Regions from separate parts of the Homo sapiens genome. Here region 2 is linked to region 1. Evidence: chromatin loops called from intact Hi-C (ENCODE). Cell type or tissue: adrenal gland. All regions are shown on one strand. Region 1 overlaps IKBKE (inhibitor of nuclear factor kappa B kinase subunit epsilon). Region 2 has its middle 20 kb from the start of MAPKAPK2.

Evidence for each region. Peaks named below come from ENCODE experiments on the same cell type or tissue, not always from the same donor. Only the 100,000 strongest peaks of a DNase experiment are listed, where the experiment ranks them.
Region 2: it touches region 1 in a loop (3-fold over the local background); 38 of 110 quality-filtered maps call a loop at or near these places.

The regions. Positions count from the first base shown.
Region 1 is chr1:206,486,544-206,494,543 of GRCh38, reverse strand. IKBKE (inhibitor of nuclear factor kappa B kinase subunit epsilon) reads right to left here. Exons shown (of 22, transcript NM_014002.4): 16 at 6,554-6,630; 17 at 3,686-3,725; 18 at 2,795-2,896; 19 at 1,425-1,521; 20 at 1,166-1,278; 21 at 553-624. It overlaps IKBKE-AS1 (IKBKE antisense RNA 1), which reads left to right. Exons shown (of 2, transcript NR_172918.1): 2 at 1,468-3,428. Among named protein-coding and RNA genes, the nearest start is that of IKBKE-AS1, 7.2 kb to the left of the region's middle. In adrenal gland, a CTCF peak has its summit at 4,282 (motif pointing left); a DNase peak (open chromatin) is centred at 4,261; H3K27ac peaks cover 1,677 bases.
Region 2 is chr1:206,660,580-206,668,579 of GRCh38, reverse strand. No RefSeq gene overlaps it. Among named protein-coding and RNA genes, the nearest start is that of MAPKAPK2, 20 kb to the left of the region's middle. In adrenal gland, a CTCF peak has its summit at 4,219 (motif pointing right); a DNase peak (open chromatin) is centred at 4,299.

The DNA.
Region 1 (8,000 bases):
TGTTGCGTTCCCACACCAACCTCTCATGACCCCTCAGCACCCCAAGGAGGGGAGTCAAATCAGGAGATGATCCTGCAGCCCCGGGCTGGCCCATGAGCATTGGCAGGAGGGACGGGAGCCCCACAAGGCCAGAGAAACACCGGCCTTGGGCATCGTATCCAAGGTGTCTGCGCTGTGGCTTCCTGGGGTAGCACATGGGGATGAAAACAGCACCTATCCTGAGGATGGCTGTGATTCAAGGAGGCATCTGGGGCAGCTTGAGCACAGAGTACATATGGAGTGCAGAGCTGGACACAGGCACAAACCCCATGCCTCCAGGCCCCCATCTCCCTGACAGCATGGAGGCTCACATTTTAAAGGCTGTAAGTGAACCCTACACCTCCTGAGGATGTCAACTCATTTGTGGAAAATGCCTAAGCTTCAACAGGGCTTCTTCGAAAATGGACACGTGTCATCAAACCTGCATGGGCAGGCTTGGGGACTCTTCACCACCCCCAGGCAAGGGTAGCTTGAAGACCCGGCCCTGACCTACACAAGGTGAAAGCTCCTTACCGTTCGATGATGCGGTTGTTGTCCAGGAGGTCAGATGCCAGCAGCTTCATCCCCTCGCAGAGCTCTTGCATGCTGCCCAAGGCAGAGGCAGGAGAGGCGGCTGAGGCTGGAAGTTGCCCTGCCCAGACCCTTTTCCTGGGAGGCCCACCCTCCTCTGCAGCCCCACCAAAGAAGCCTCTTTATTCTTTTTTGTTTGCTTATTTGAGACGGAGTCTTGCTCCTTTGCCCAGGCTGGAGTGCAGTGGCATAATCTTGGCTCACTGCAACCTCTGCCTCCTGGATTCAAGCAATTCTTATGCCTCAGCCTCCCAAGTAGCTGAGATTACAGGTGCCTGCCACCACACCCGGCTAAATTTTGTATTTTTACCAGAGATGGGGTTTCACCATGTTTGGCAGGTTGGTCTCCAACTTCTGGCCTCAAGTTGATCCGCTCACCTTGGCCTCTCAAAGTGCTGGGATTACAGGTGTGAGCCACCGCACCCAGCTAGTCTCTTTAATCTTGCCTCCTAGGCCTGGCATGACGCCAAACCCCTCAGGCTCTAACCTCAGCATACTCTGCTCCCTGCAACCCCCTTCCACACAGATACACAACCGCTTTCTCCCCAGCACTTACTGGAGAAGCAGGTCCTTTCGTGTAGGGCTGGGGTAAGGAGCTATGGGAGGCGGCGAGGCCTGAGCCCCCTTTGCTCGGTCCTGAAGGAGCTGGTGAGATAGCTCTTCCAGGAGCTGCAGGGAAGCCATACTTTGGTCAGCAATTAGTAGCCAGCTTATGTGTGGCTGGGTAGGGGGAGTGCTGGAGGAGGGGAAGACATGGGTAACAAGCGCCCCAGCCTGCATCCCCAGAGCACCTAGAATCCTTCTGCCATGCCCACCTTGCTGAGACTCTCCTGGACCCCCTGGGCTTCTGTGTTACAGGCAGCCACAGAACAGCCAACCAGGCGCAGGTGGTTCCTGGTCTCGTGCACCACCCTCAAGAGAACACACAGAGACTTAGAATTAGAGCAGGACTCAGCCCATTCCCCAGGGCTCGCCTAGCTGCCATCGGATCCACACATGGACACAGGTGGGTCCCGGGTATTTGCCTCCCTCGCTGCCTCTGCCCTGCCAGCTGTGCCCTCCACGCTTGCCCGCCCCACTGCAATAATGCAGAAGCACACAGCTGGCTGAGGCTGGGAGGCCCCCTTCAGAGCCGTAGTGTGGAGCACCAACAACATGCATGTGGCTGGGGCTGGGTGACGCATGCCACCTATGGTGAGCGTGGCACCAGTCAGGCTGCAGAGAGGCAGAGGATAGCCCACACCAGGGCTCTCAGTGTGGGGAACTGCCCACGCTCTCATTTCCAGTGTGAATTCTCTTCTATCTCTAAGTGGAGTGAAGGAACAGGAACATTTTCCCCAAGGCCCAGAGCTGTTAAATCAGGGGTTGGAGGTCAGCCCTCGCCACACATTAGAATCACCTGGAGAAGCTGTACTACACTGACATCCAAGCCCTGCTCCAGAGCAATTACACCAGAATGTGTGGTGGGTTGGAGTAGAAGAAGCAGGCATTGGTATTCTGATATGAGGACGGGTGAGTGCCAAGGTCTCAGCCCCATAACAAGGTGAGGTCCTACAGGCCTCAGAATGTGGTAGCACGTGGGAAATTGTCCTCTCTTCTCAGGAGGGGCCAGTGTTCACACAGGCAGGGGATGGAGAGTGGGCCTGATCTGAGAAGGCGGAACCCAAAACTCCTGAAGGGGACAGTGTGACAGAAGGTTCTACTTAAGGGCCACTGCCACTGTCCTTATCCCAGGGGCACCTAGTGTTCTCCTAAAGGAGACTTCTCAATATAACCAGGTGGAACGGTAGAAAGAATCCAGATTTGATTTGATTTTACCCCTCAAAAGCCCTGAAGAATCTAGATTGTAGAGGCAGGCAGAGCCACATACGAGTCTTGGGTCTGCCACTTACTAGCCATGTGATGTGCAGAGGAGACCTGTTCTCAGAGCCTCAGTTTCCTCACCTAGGAAATAGGGTGATGATATCTACTGTATAGGGCAGGTGTTGTAGGAGTAAATAAGCTGAGCTACAGAAATCTCCCAGCCAACTGCCTGGTCCACCCAGGGACAGAAAACCACTCCTCTGCTCACACCCCTTCACTCACTCCTCCCTCTGCCTCAGGGCTCCACAAAGCCCTGGGTCCTCTGAAGCCTAGAAGGGCCAGGCCAGGCCCTGGGCTCCAGGAGCTCAGGAGGGGCTGTTACCTCATCCTCTTGCCGTGTGTGACTAAGGACGCTTGATACTTCTGCACGCACTCCTCCTGGAACACCTGCAGGAGTCTTTTGGCTAAATGACTGAAATTCACCCTAGAACGACAGAGAACCAAGGTGCAGATGAGCTGCCAGAACCACTATGCACAAGCCCACCATCCCTCAGTCTCCGTCAGTCTCCGTCACCACCTTGTCGTAAGTGCCCAAGCCCTGCGTCCACAGCAGGGCTATGTCTCTGGGAAAGGAGGAAGGACGGTCACACACTTGGATTGTGAAGGTTGCAGTGGCCAGCAAAGCCCACATCAACAGGGAGACGTGGGAGACACACAGGGGGTCCTCAGGGAACACACATGTGCTCAAGCTTAGTCCTCAGGAAAGGGAAGGGAAAGTGAGGCAGCCGTGGAAAGAAGGTGTGTGAGTGCGTGTGTGTGTGAGACAAAAAGGGGTCGGGGTGCTTGTAGAACTGGGGGAGTGAGTTCCCAGATAACCATTAAATCAGGGAGGGCCTCCTGGACGTGAGTGTGTCCGGGAAACATGGGAGACAGAGGAGCGGGGGGAGGCAGGGAAGGTTCAGGCAGAGGGCAGAAGCAGGAAGTGGTAAGTGGTGCATCAGTGAGGACAACTAGAGAAAAAAAAAGCCTGCAAACAGTCTTGTCCATACCAGAAGTAAATCCAGTTACTTCAAGATTGCATCTGAGAAGTCTCCCTCCAACTAAGCTATGCATACTCCCTCCCCTGGCCCCAGATAACCTGTTATCCCCAACTCTGCTCAGCTGCAGTCCGGGACAGGGCCCTTCACTGCCTCTCCTCTGGCGTTGAGAATCGCTCTGCCCTGAGGACACCCACCCTCCTGCCCACCCACCTGCCGGAGGACAGGCCACTCACTTATCCAGCTTGTGAATCTGCTCCTCGTTGTAGCCAAGCCCTGGAGGAAACAGACAGAACAGATGTCACCTATTCAATCAGTCAACGAAACAGTGTGCAGCAAAGGTCGAGAGACAGTTAAAAGATGAAGACGGCCCAGCCTGTGCTGCTTCACGGGAACTCACCGCCCAGCGGAGCAGGAGGGGCAGAGGAGTGAAGCTAGCACCGGAATAGCTGATTAGGACAAAGCCAGGGCCTCAAGAAGCCATGGGGAAATTGTGTGAGGGCCCCAGGGGAAGGCAGCCTGCAGTGCAGGGCCGGGGTGGGGACGTGGGGGATGCTTCAGGTGGGAGTTGGTGGATGAAGTGGGCTTAGAAGGAGGCTCGGTCAACCATAGCCCCTTATCCAGCACCCTCCCAGAGTGACTGATGCCTGCAGCTGGGTGGTCCCATCCCTGAATGTTCATGGGCGCTACCTGCAACGAGCTGGAGAAATCAGGCCACCACCTTCTACCTCCCCGCTCTGCCCAGCCACTTTTGCCAGAAAGGCTGAAGCTTTCATGGCCTTGGCTGCCTCCTGAAGGGCCCTAAGGCTCATGCACTAGGGAGATGCTGCCCCCTCCTGGTCTTCGCAGGAATGGGCCTCCAGGGTGGCGGCAGCCCCAAGATGAAATGATGATGGCGGTTCACTTCGAGGGCCTCCCCATCCCACTCCTCTCATAGCAGAGTCCCCCTCCTGGGCCCTGCACTCGGCCAGCTAAGAGCATGTGTGCAGTCCGAGAGACCTGGGACAAACCTCAGCCCTTCCTCCTGTTGGCAGGCGGCACTAGGCGAGTGATTTCACTTCGCTGAGCCTGTCTCCTTATCCATCACAGGTGCCACTTGGGAGTCCCGTGAGGCTCATGCGAGAGAGCCTGAAGACCACCGGGCATTTTAAAAAATGGTATCTTTCAACACGCTGGGTTTTAACAGTTAGGGGTTCATTTTTAATTTTATTAAAGGACTCTTAAAGACCAATAGAAGTAAAACTCCTTTGAGGCTGTAAAATGGGATAGTTAAAAGCAGCTGGACCTAGATTACTTGGGCTACTTAACCTTTCTGTGTCTTGGTTTTCTCATCTATAAAATGGGGAGGGTAATGATGCCTAGAGGTTTTGTTATTGTTGTTGTTTGAGACAGGGTCTCGCTCTTGCCCTGGCTGGAGTGCTGCAGTGGTGTGATCTTAGCTCACTGCAGTCTCGAACTCCCAGCTCCCAGGCTCAGGTGATCCTCCCACCTCAGCCTCCCAAGTAGTTAGGACTACAGGCGCATGCCCACGTCCAGCTAGTTTTGTTTATTTTTTGTAGAGACGGGGTCTTGCTATGTTGCCCAGGCTGGTCTTGAACTCCTGGGCCCAAGTGATCCTCCCGCTTCAGTTTTCCAAAGTGCTGAGATTACAGACATGAGCCACTGCACACAGCTCCATGTATGTGTGTGTGTGTATATATATATATATATATATATATATATATACACACACACACACACACACACACATATACACACATATATAAAATTTAGTTTCCCAATAGAGATGTGTTATAAATGTTATATATATGTGAATAATATATATATGAATAATATATATATGTGAATAATATATATATGAATTATATATATATATGTGAAATATAAAACAATGAAGTGATGGGAAAGCATCCTGTAGTCCCAGCTAGTCAGGAGCCTGAGATGGGAGGATGGCTTGAGCCCAGGAGGTTGAGGCGACAGTGAGCAGTGATCATGCCATTGTACTCCTGCCTGGGTGACAAAGGCCCTGTCTCAAATATATATATTAGCATGTAATCAATATAAACAGAATTGCTAAGGAAATAAGTTATATATTTATGTGTATATATACACGTGGGATTTTGAAGATAACACAAAAAGAATATAAGGTATTTCCTTAGTGATTTTGTTTATATTGATTACACGCTAAAATGACACTGGATATATTGGGTTGAATAACACATTAAAATTAATTTCACTTGTTTCTTTCTACTTTTTAAAAATTGGCTACTAGAAGACTTAGAATTACATACGTGTCTGGCATTATATTTCTATTGGACAGTGGTTTTTAGATAATCCCAAGGAGAGAAGAGAATTTGGCAATAAAGCCCAAGACCTTCAGCCTACAGATTAGGAAATGCTTGGGGCCTGGGAGAGGAGGGGGAGGTTTGGTTCCTGGTGTGTTAGTTCCCCAACCTGAGGAGTCAACTGGAGCCTCCGCAGGCTCCCTCCAACCCCCTCACCAGCCCTCCCTGGGTCCCACCCTTGCACTACCCCACAATGGCAGTCACTTTGGACAAGCAGCTTCCCACCCCCGAGCCTGTAAATGGGCTGCCCCTGCCACAGCATCCTTGTGAGGATTAATGGATCAAGCAGCCAAAATGCCTGACCCAGTGACTCAAAATGGGACTTCTCCTGACCCCCCCTTTTCTGGAAAACCTGACTGTCTCAGTGTCCCAAGGACACAACGGATAGTGACATTCTATACTTTAAAGTGCCCTGCCAAGGTGCGAGATCTCTTTCCAGGACCACCTCTCCTACAGCACCCAGGTCCCGGCCCACTGGATCCCCCAACCATGTGATCCAAGTCTCTCATGTGGCAACAGGCAGGCATGTAAAGGTTTCATGTCCCCCACTGGCCTGCAGGCAGCTTGCAGACAGGGGCCTTGCCCCTAGAGCAGCTGCACAGAACCATCCGCTTAGTGGGCCTCCAAGAACCACCAGCTGGAGGTTAGCGGCCACTTAGCTGGAGGTTAGTGGCCACTGGTAGCACCAGTGAAAAGGAAGAAAGGCGAAAGAAGGGAGACAGAGGAGAGAGAAGGGGCATCTGCCCTCCCCGGGCTCACCTGGCCTCATCCTAGACTTCTTGAACTGTTTGTAGATGAAGTTCATCTTGTCCAAACAGCACTGAATCTGCTGGATGCTGTGGGCAGGAGACAGGGACCAGGTGTTGGAAGAATCTAATAGCACAGAGGAAAGAGGGAGGGAGGGGAAGGGTGGCAGTGGAATAGGGGAGGAGCCTCACAGCCACAGTTTTGGGGGATCAGTCTGGGAGTGGAGGTGGCTGTCCCGTCTCTAGGCTTATTTGAGACCCCGTACAGTCAGCCAGCCGTCTCTCGTTCTCATGGCTTATTCTTCCTCTCTCACACACATGCACTCGCAGCATGAGTTAAGTAGGAGATAAGAGAGACAGGAAGCCAAGCAGGACGGGCAACAGGAACGTGGCCTTTACTACCTGAGAAGTTGTGAGACTAGGCCCTGGGAAGGAGCCTAGGCCCCTGAAACCTAAGAGCGTGTCTGGCAGTGACAGCTGGGGATAGAGGGGAGCTAAAATCTCTCTCTGGTCAACTGGAAAAAGCAGAAGAATATAGCTTCTTGGTTTACCCAATGTGTGGCACACAGCAGAAACTTAACATAAATAATGAATCAATAATCCTTATTGAAAACAAGAATGAATCAACAGGCCTCGGTCCTGCCCGGAGGCGGAGGAACTGGGGAGATGATCTCCCGAGGACTTTCTTGTTCTGGGGTTGAAGGTCATTATTATTTCTTCCTTCCCCTTTTCAGGCTGGAAACAAACACTTTGTTTGAGAAGTCGGGAGTGTCTGGGAAAAGTTCTTCCTCACCCACAGGCCTATGTAGCTCCACTTCCTCCCTGCAGCACCTCCAAGTGACCCCATCTCTGCTATTTCTGGAGCTTGACTCTGAACAGAGCACAGGCTTGTTCCAGGGCTCTGCCAGCCGAAGGAGCCTGCCCCGCCAGGAACATGAGGGTGGAAGATGAAGTGGCTGGGACAGGCCTCAGATCCACAGCCTTCATCCAAAAGACAAGGCCTGGGATCCACAGCCTTCATCCAAAAGGACAGGGCTCAGATCTGCAGCCTTCATCCAAATGGATGGGGCCTTGATCCTCAGCCTTCATCCAAAAGGACAGGGCCTCAGATCTGCAGCCTTCATCCAAAAGGATGAGGCCTTGATCCTCAGCCTTCATCCAAAAGGACGGGGCCTCGATCCACAGCCTTCATCCAAAAGACAGGGCCTGGGATCCACAGCCTTCATCCAAAAGACAGGGCCTGGGATCCGCAGCCTTCATCCAAAAGGATGGGACCTCGATCCTCAGCCTTCATCCAAAAGGACAGGGCTCAGATCCACAGCCTTCATCCAAAAGACAGAGCCTGGGATCTGCAGCCTTCATCCAAAAGGATGGGGCCTCGATCCTCAGCCTTCATCCAAAAGACAGGGCCTGGGATCCTCAGCCTTCATCCAAAAGGACAGGGCCTCAGATCTGCAGCC
Region 2 (8,000 bases), 170 kb before region 1:
ATTCGGCTTTTGCCTCGGCCACTCACTCCTCCTATCTCCTTATCTTAGCTCACCATCTCAGTTTAGATCTCTCTGCTGAATTTCACACTTTGCCCCAACCCTTCCTTCTTCCTTCAAAACTCTGTCCTGGGCCTCTTTGCAGCACAGGATCCCTTGATTATCAGGACCTCACACTCTGAATTCTACTTCTCCATCCTTGCCCACTTCTCCTCAGTTTCCTTCAATTGCTCTTCTCCCCAACCTCCCTCTAAAGTGTTGAGGTTTTCCAGGGCTCCTCCCTTGACTGTCTTTAGTAATCATTTTATACAATTTCCCAGGCTTCAACTACCAGCTAATCTACACCCGTGACCCCCAAATTTACAAATTCAACCCAAATACTTTTCTTAAACTCATACCCATAGTGGACTTTCACTACTATTTTCAGACAGCTTAAGTTCAATATCTACAGAACTGACTCTATCTACACTGTACACACACACATACACCCTCCTTCATCCTGCCACTCAGAGAAGGTACCACTCTCCATCTGGTTGCCAAAGGCTGATGCTGGTAGTCAACCTTGACTCCTCACTGTCTCTCACCCCCAATAATCAATTACAATTCCAGCTAATGTCACCTCCCCACTGTTCCCTTCTCTCCATTCTCATGCCACTGCCCTGCTTCAGGCAATCACCAGCTTCCATCTGGATTATGGCACCAGCCCCCTGATTGCTTCTGGTCTTCCCCTTTCCAATCCCTTCTCCCAATATCACCCCAATAATTTTTTAAAATGCAGATCTGATCATTTGATTCCAGGGGGCTTAAAAATATTTGAATAGCTCTGCAGAGCCTAGAGAAATGGGCCGAACTCCCTAGAGTACATGGGACTCTTCACAGTCTTGACCCCTAAGTCATGAACACTATTTATATAAACTGTAAGTGTTGTGTAGATTAGATTGAGGAGGGGACAAATGGTGACTGGGATATTAGTTAAGAGACTATTCTAAAATACTATTTTAAAATCTCTGCCATCAGATTTGCAGATTTCATAAGCTCATATTGCCCCAAAGCCTTGAATATTCATAGCACCCAATGAATATTTACTGGTTTGAAATTGAAGTGCATTCCTTTCCTCTGGGTTTTAACTTTTCCAACTACTCCACATGGTAGACAGAGTCATATATCCAACAGGGCACAGACCTTAGCCAGCTCACTTAATTTCCACAAATAATGTACTCCATGCCTTTATCTTAGAATTTGGAGGTGAAAACAAATGTGCCAAGTAATTGGAAGGAAGGGGTGGATGAAAGAGGCATTGTGAATGATTGATAATCCTGGCTATTATTAAAACCTGAGTGCCTATGACAAGCACTGTGAACTCTGTCCCAGGGGAATGTGGCCAAGTTCTTGGATTTGGAAATAGTAAAAGACATGATAGTTTCAGTTTAGTGGGTGAGAGAAGCAGCTTGTGCCAGTGATTATGCACTGGAGGCGGGGGTGGGCGGTGAGGGTGAGGGCACGGGAAGAGAGAAAGGGAACATATAATGTGCATAAGAAAACACAAATCCTGCCAGGCGCAGTGGCTCACACCTGTAATCACAGCACTTTGGGAGGCCGAGGTGGATGACCTGAGGTCAGGAGTTCAAGATCAGCCTGGTCAACATGGCGAAACCCCATCTCTACTAAAAAATACAAAAAAATAGCCGGGCACAGTTGCTCACACCTGTAATCCCAGCACTTTGGGAGGCTGAGGCAGGCAGATCACTTGAGGCCAGGAGTTCGAGACCAGCCTGGCCAACATAGTGAATCCCTGTATCTACTAAATATACAAGAGTTAGCTGGGTGTAGTGGCACACACCTGTAGTCCTAGCTACTGGGGAGGCTGAGGTAGAGAATTGCTTGAACCTGTGGCAGAGGTTGCAGTGAGCTGAGATTGCACCACTACACTCCAGCCTGGGCAACAGAGTGAGACTTTGTCCCAAAAAAAAAAAAAAAAAAAAATGAGCTGGGTGTAATGGCGCACACCTGTAATCCCAGCTACTTGGGAGGCTGAGGTGAGAGAATCGCTTGAACCCAGGAGGCGGAGGTTGCAGTGAGCCAAGATGGCACCACTGTACTCCAGCCTGGGTGACAGAGTGAGACTCCATGTCAAAAAAAAAAAAAAGAGAGAGAGAGAGAAAAGAGAAAAGAAAACACAAATCCATCCAATAAAACAGAAATTGAGGAGGCTCAATTTCAAAATACAAAGAAAGTATCATTTCCCTTTCACATTTTAACAGCATTAGAATCCTAACTTGAAAGGGCTAAGGTTAGAGTTCAGAAAATAGGGAGGATTCTCACTCTTAGGAACTGACAATAAGTGAGGCAATAGGAAAAGGAACTGGCATTTAGAAGAGAAAGTCATTTCTGGAGATGCGTCTGTGAGATTTTCTAGTAGATGGAAGGGAGACAGAACTAACATCATGGAGCTTCTACTACTCTAAGGTAAAGTACCTCATGTACATTGCCTCATTCAAACTGCACACCATAAGGTAAGAATTGTTATTCCTATTTTGTGGCTCAACAACAACAAATGAGCCACCTACTTAGTAAGGAATAGGGCCAGCATGTGAACCCAGATCTTTCTGACCCCAAAGTGCATGTCCTTGTCAATTCATTGTGACTATGAGCAGCCATAAAGTTTCTTTTTCCAGGGATGGCAAATCTATCTGTCCAGATTCATTTATCAAACAAATCTTTATTAAGTGCCCATTATACGTCAGGCCCAGAGCTAAGCTATGGGTCGGCTCTGGTTCTGATTTGGGGAGAGACATTCAGGACCCCTGGAGGCACCCCTCTTGCCAAAGAATTCAGCAACTATAGGAAACCGAGGAAGCCCCAGCCCCCTTCTCTGCTGTATTATCTGATTAATTCTCCTGGAGAAGGAGCCAGAACACAGTAGCCACTACTCTTGTGCCCAGTCTAGGGAGACCAGAAGGAGAGAATGCGTGCAGTTGAAAAGATAATTAGCAGTGGCTTAAGTCATAAAGAAGCTAATAGTTTCTTTATGGTTCTTTAATAGTGGCAGCCCAGTACAGCTTCTGTTGGAGATGATGAAAAAGTTCTAGAGACAGATGATGGTGATAGTTGCACAACATCGTTAATGTACTTAATGCCAATGAATTGTACATGTAAAAATCATTAAAATAGTAACTTTCGTGTTGTATTTTGCCACAATAAAAAAATTGAGGTACACCTAGCAAAACTCTTGAAAATAACTTTTAAACACACAGTGCAACATTGCTCCCAAAGAATTGACCTTTCAGACCATTCAGACAACTCACCTCATTTTTGTTTTTAAGCCAGCAGTACAAAAAGAAAAGAAAAGAAGCTATAGCAAAAGCTCCACTAACTGACCTGTGGAAAGAGAGTCACAAGCATGGGCGAAGTATCTCCCTTAGGGAGAACAAGAATTTGTTCTCTGTCTTGTGTCTCACCAACAAAATCCAGCATCTGATAGACAAAGAGTCACAGTGCATAAAAGAAATGTCCGGTAAGATACCTAAAAATAAATGTCAATAATAAGACTGTTAAGTGGCAACAACAACAAATAGGCTCACGACTCCTCCCTATGTCTTTCCAGCCTGAGTGCCGTAATCACCATGTCATCCCGTCCTCCTCTGGCCATCAGCCTAGGCAGCTGGAAAGGTGACTTCCTGACCAGAATGAAAGAATCCTAGCAGCCACGAGGAGCTGAGCCTTGTGGGGTATCTCAGGACCAGGCATGGGTGACAGTGATGCTGGCTTCTGACAGGGAAGATCACCCTAGCCAGCAATGGAACTAACTGGGTCGTGGGACCAGGAAGCATCCCTCTTTCCTTGTCTGTGATTAGTGGTTCACATTGGATCTCACAGCCTCCTTGGGAGGCAGACAGTGCCTCTAGCATCATCTCCAAATTACAGATATGGAAACAGCTAGGCTTAAATAAAGAAATTCAAACTCAGATTCAGGGCACAGCGCCAATGCTTCCTCCACTGTGCCATGTTGATCCATAAAGTTGAAAGCCTCTGGCTAGGGACCATAACTGCAAACAGGAGAAAAAGAAGGAAGCTAGAAAGAAAAGGAATCACCCTGGACTCACACCGCAGGCTCCCAGTCACCTTTCAGAGACTTGGGGGAGAAATTGCAAGACCAAGTGAGGGCCAAGTAAGCTGCCCCTGTGTAATCTTATCCCGATATTCACCACCAGGGGGGGTAGTTGCTCCACATCGGTGGTCTTTCTGCGGCGCTAAGGAGGTATTTGCTAAGGGTGAGAGACCCTCAGGGCTCTAAGGGGTCTTTTTCTCTCTCCCTTGCCCGAGTGCTGCCTGCATTTGCTTAGCACGCGTCACCCTGTTTTAGATAAGGAAGGCATTGCAGAGATCATCTGGTCCCAGGCAGCTGGCAGTTCCCCCTACTCTTAAGAGCTCCAAAAATAGACTCCAGCACCTCAGTTGGCTGCTATCACAAGGCTGCCGGTGTGGTCTGTTGGCTGCCCACAGCCCTGAAACAGGAGCCGGACTAGGGCGGGTGAGCCCCAGGCGACCCTGCATTCGCCCTTGCGGAGGAAGCAGCGGTTCCTCCTGCCCTAGAGACCCTGCACAGCTGCCCCAGCACCTGCTCCCACGGCACCTGCTCCCACCCTTCTGGCCTCCTCACTGGCCATGCCGGCTCCCCTCCGTGCCCAGTGCCTGAAACCCTTGGCTTGCAAGCCCAAAGGCTGCAGCCCCTTCGTCTGCCTCTTGAGCTCCTTATTCTAAGAAGCAGCCTTGGTAGAGGTGAGCCTGGGCTCACAGAACCCCATTTAGCATCTACTCCCGCCTTCTCTTGTCCCCATGCATCTGCTCGTACTTCATTCCACCTGGCATCCTTGGAGGAATGGCTAATTAAATGGAAAAGAGCTGGCCTATTTTTTGGTGTTTTTCAGCTTAGACCTGGGGGAATTGTCACAAAATGTGGAACGAGCCCTGGGGAAACTGACAAGCTCTGGGGTTGGCTGGTTCCTCTAGGATTGGCAGTTCCTGAGTCCCACAGACTGGCTGTTCCACTTAAGGTTTCATCTCATTCTCTCGGTCGTCAAATTTGGGAATGGGGTAAAAACTGGAGGAAGGGGAAATGTCCTCCTGGGTGTTCAACCCACATTGTCCTAGAAGAGGAAATAAGCTCATTTATTTGGCCCCGTTCTTTAGTTGCAAAATCAGGATGGTAACAGATTTCAAATAACAACTGTTCTCTGGAGAAAGATGGGGATGGGGAGGTGAGGAGGTGGGATGTGGGGTGGGGCCCCGAGAGGAGCAGAGGAACAGATCCCTGTCTCAGGTCCTATTGCTTGCATTTGAACAGTGCCATCTCCTCCTAGAAAATTGCCTTTCCAAAAAGAAGCTCATTGTGTCCCTCCCTTGCATTAGAACATCTTTGGTTCCTTATTTGTCTGCTTAACTGGTGAACTCCTTAACTGGAGCTATAATATCCCTTTAAACCATCCCACAGCTTTTCCACTAGACTCAATTACTGCCATCCTAGGCTCTGGCCACCCTTAATTTTTCACCATCCTTTCTCACCTTCTTGCTGTTTCCACACATTTCAAGTCCTCTGCCAGGAATTCCCTCCTCTGCCTAGCAAGTCCTACTCATTAATGGAGTTGCAGTGCAAATATTACCTCTCTGAAGCCTTTTTTTAACACCTCTAGGAATGAGTCACTCTCTCCACTGCATTTTCCCAGAACTTTACTCGTACCTCCATTACACCTCCTACCAAACACACTTTAATCATTTCTACATATCTCTGTTCTGTTAGAATGTGAGTTCATTGAGAAGAAGAGGTGCTCTGAAGAGGTGTAGCCCAAGTTCCCAGTGCCTTTTACTTATGAGGCCGGTGAATTTTTATTGATGGATTGCTTGATTAATTAGGACATCACTCTTGGAGTTGGAAGACAGCTGTCATTCAGAGAACCCAGCAGGAATGACATTTAGGTAAACTGATCCTTCCCAGGTGAGGTGGACATAATATGTGGAGTCACATGGCTACAGTCACATGGGGATCTTTAACCATGCCTATTATGTAAAATCTCAGGGATGGAAGATCTGAAACTTGACCTTGGGGTGGATCATGTTGCTGAATGACATTCTGCTACAGTGAAGGAAAGTACTCCCAGCGCTCTGCTCACCTGTCCTCCAATCCCCTCCTCCACCCCGTCTCACATTCCCACTTCTTCCATGAAGCCTTCCCTGAACACTTCTGCTTCTGTCTCCCAGCTGGACTACCAGGTTGCTGAAAATCCATTTCTGCGTTTTATCCTTGGTACACGGCAAAATGGCTGTGCATGGTTTGTGCTCAAAAAAATGTTTACTGCCGGGTGGGTGCAGTGGCTCACTAATCCCTGCACTTTGGGAGGCCAAGTTGGGAGGATTGCTTGAGGCTAGAAGTTCAAAATCAGCATGAGCAACATAGCAAGACCCCATATCTACCAAAACAAACAAAAAAATTAGCTGGGCATGGTGGTGCGTGCCTGTAGTCTAAAGTAGCTGGGACTACAGGTGCACACCACCATGCCCAGCTAATTTTTGTATTTTTAGTAGAGACGGGGTTTCACCATGTTGGCCAGGATGGTCTCGATCTCTTGACCTTGTGATCCACCCGCCTCAGCCTCCCAAAGTGCTGGGATTACAGGCATGAGCCACTGCGCCTGGCCGTAAAGAAAAAAAAAATTAAAGTTTCTTGATGCTGATGAAATTGCCTGCTTAGGAGCATAGAGATTTGCTATATATACTCTTCGCCCCTCTGGATCCACTCTCCACCCTTCTACACTGTGCTCTGTGTGCCACGAGGATGGCATTTTTTTTTTTTTTTTTTTTTTTTTAGTGATGGGGATCTCACTATGTTGCCCAGGCTGGTCTTGAACTCATGGGCTCAAGTGATCCTCCCACCTTGGCCTCCCAAAGTGCTGGGACCGCAGGTGTGAGCCACCGCACCTGGCCAAGGATGGCATTTTTTGACTATGCCAACCAGACGTGGCTTCCGATTAAGTTAGGCCAATGGGAGGCACAGGAGTAAGATAAGCTGGCACTAGGATGAGGCCAGCACATTTATTCCCGTGATTTCTCCCCACTCTCCAGAGGTTGCAGTGCCTGCCATCCTCTACCAAAAGCCACAGCTTCTGTCAGGCAGGCAGCTCTCTCCTACAACCTCATCCACCGCTATTGCTCGCTAAGATTCCAGCAACCACTCCCTTCCTTCTGCCCCATGTGGCTATCCTGGGTGTACTTCACTGTCCCTTAGTAGTTTCCCGAAACCCTGCCCACATTTTATAAATGGTGTCTTCTTTCGACTACCCAGTTATCCTACCTTGAGGGGGATTAGATACAGTACCCTCAGGAATGTCTCTGACCCCCACATCTAGCTCCATGTTGTCAGGGCTCCCCAGATGCCTGCTTGACATTGGTGCATTGATCCCAACCTGGCTCAGAATCACATTTGTTGATTATATTCCAGGAAGTCAGATGCTTCTGCATATAGCCCAGTTCCACCTTGATTTCTTAAATTTCCCAACCAGAGAAAATGGGCATTTGTCCCCAGTGTTAGGATTAATCTCCATGGAGTCTGGAGTTCCAGAATAGTCCTTGAAATTACAAATTATACTGGTTTCCCTCCCTATATGTCCACTGTTTTTCTAGACCAATTAGATATGTAAACTTGTAGTTGGTTTTTTACAGAGGAGGGACAATTTCTCTCTTGAAAAAATTCTATTGGCCGGGTATGGTGGCTTATGCCTGTAATCCCAGCACTTTGGGAGGCAAAGGCAGGCAGATCACTTGAGGTCAGGAGTTCGAGACCAGCCTGGCCCACATGGTGAAACCCCGTCTCTACTAAAAATACAAAAAATAAGCCAGGCGTGGTGGTGCATGCTTGAATCCCAGCTATTTGGGAGGCTGAGGCAGGAGAATCTTTGAACCCGGGAGGCAGAGGTCACAGTGAGCCAAGATCATACCATTGTACTCCAGCC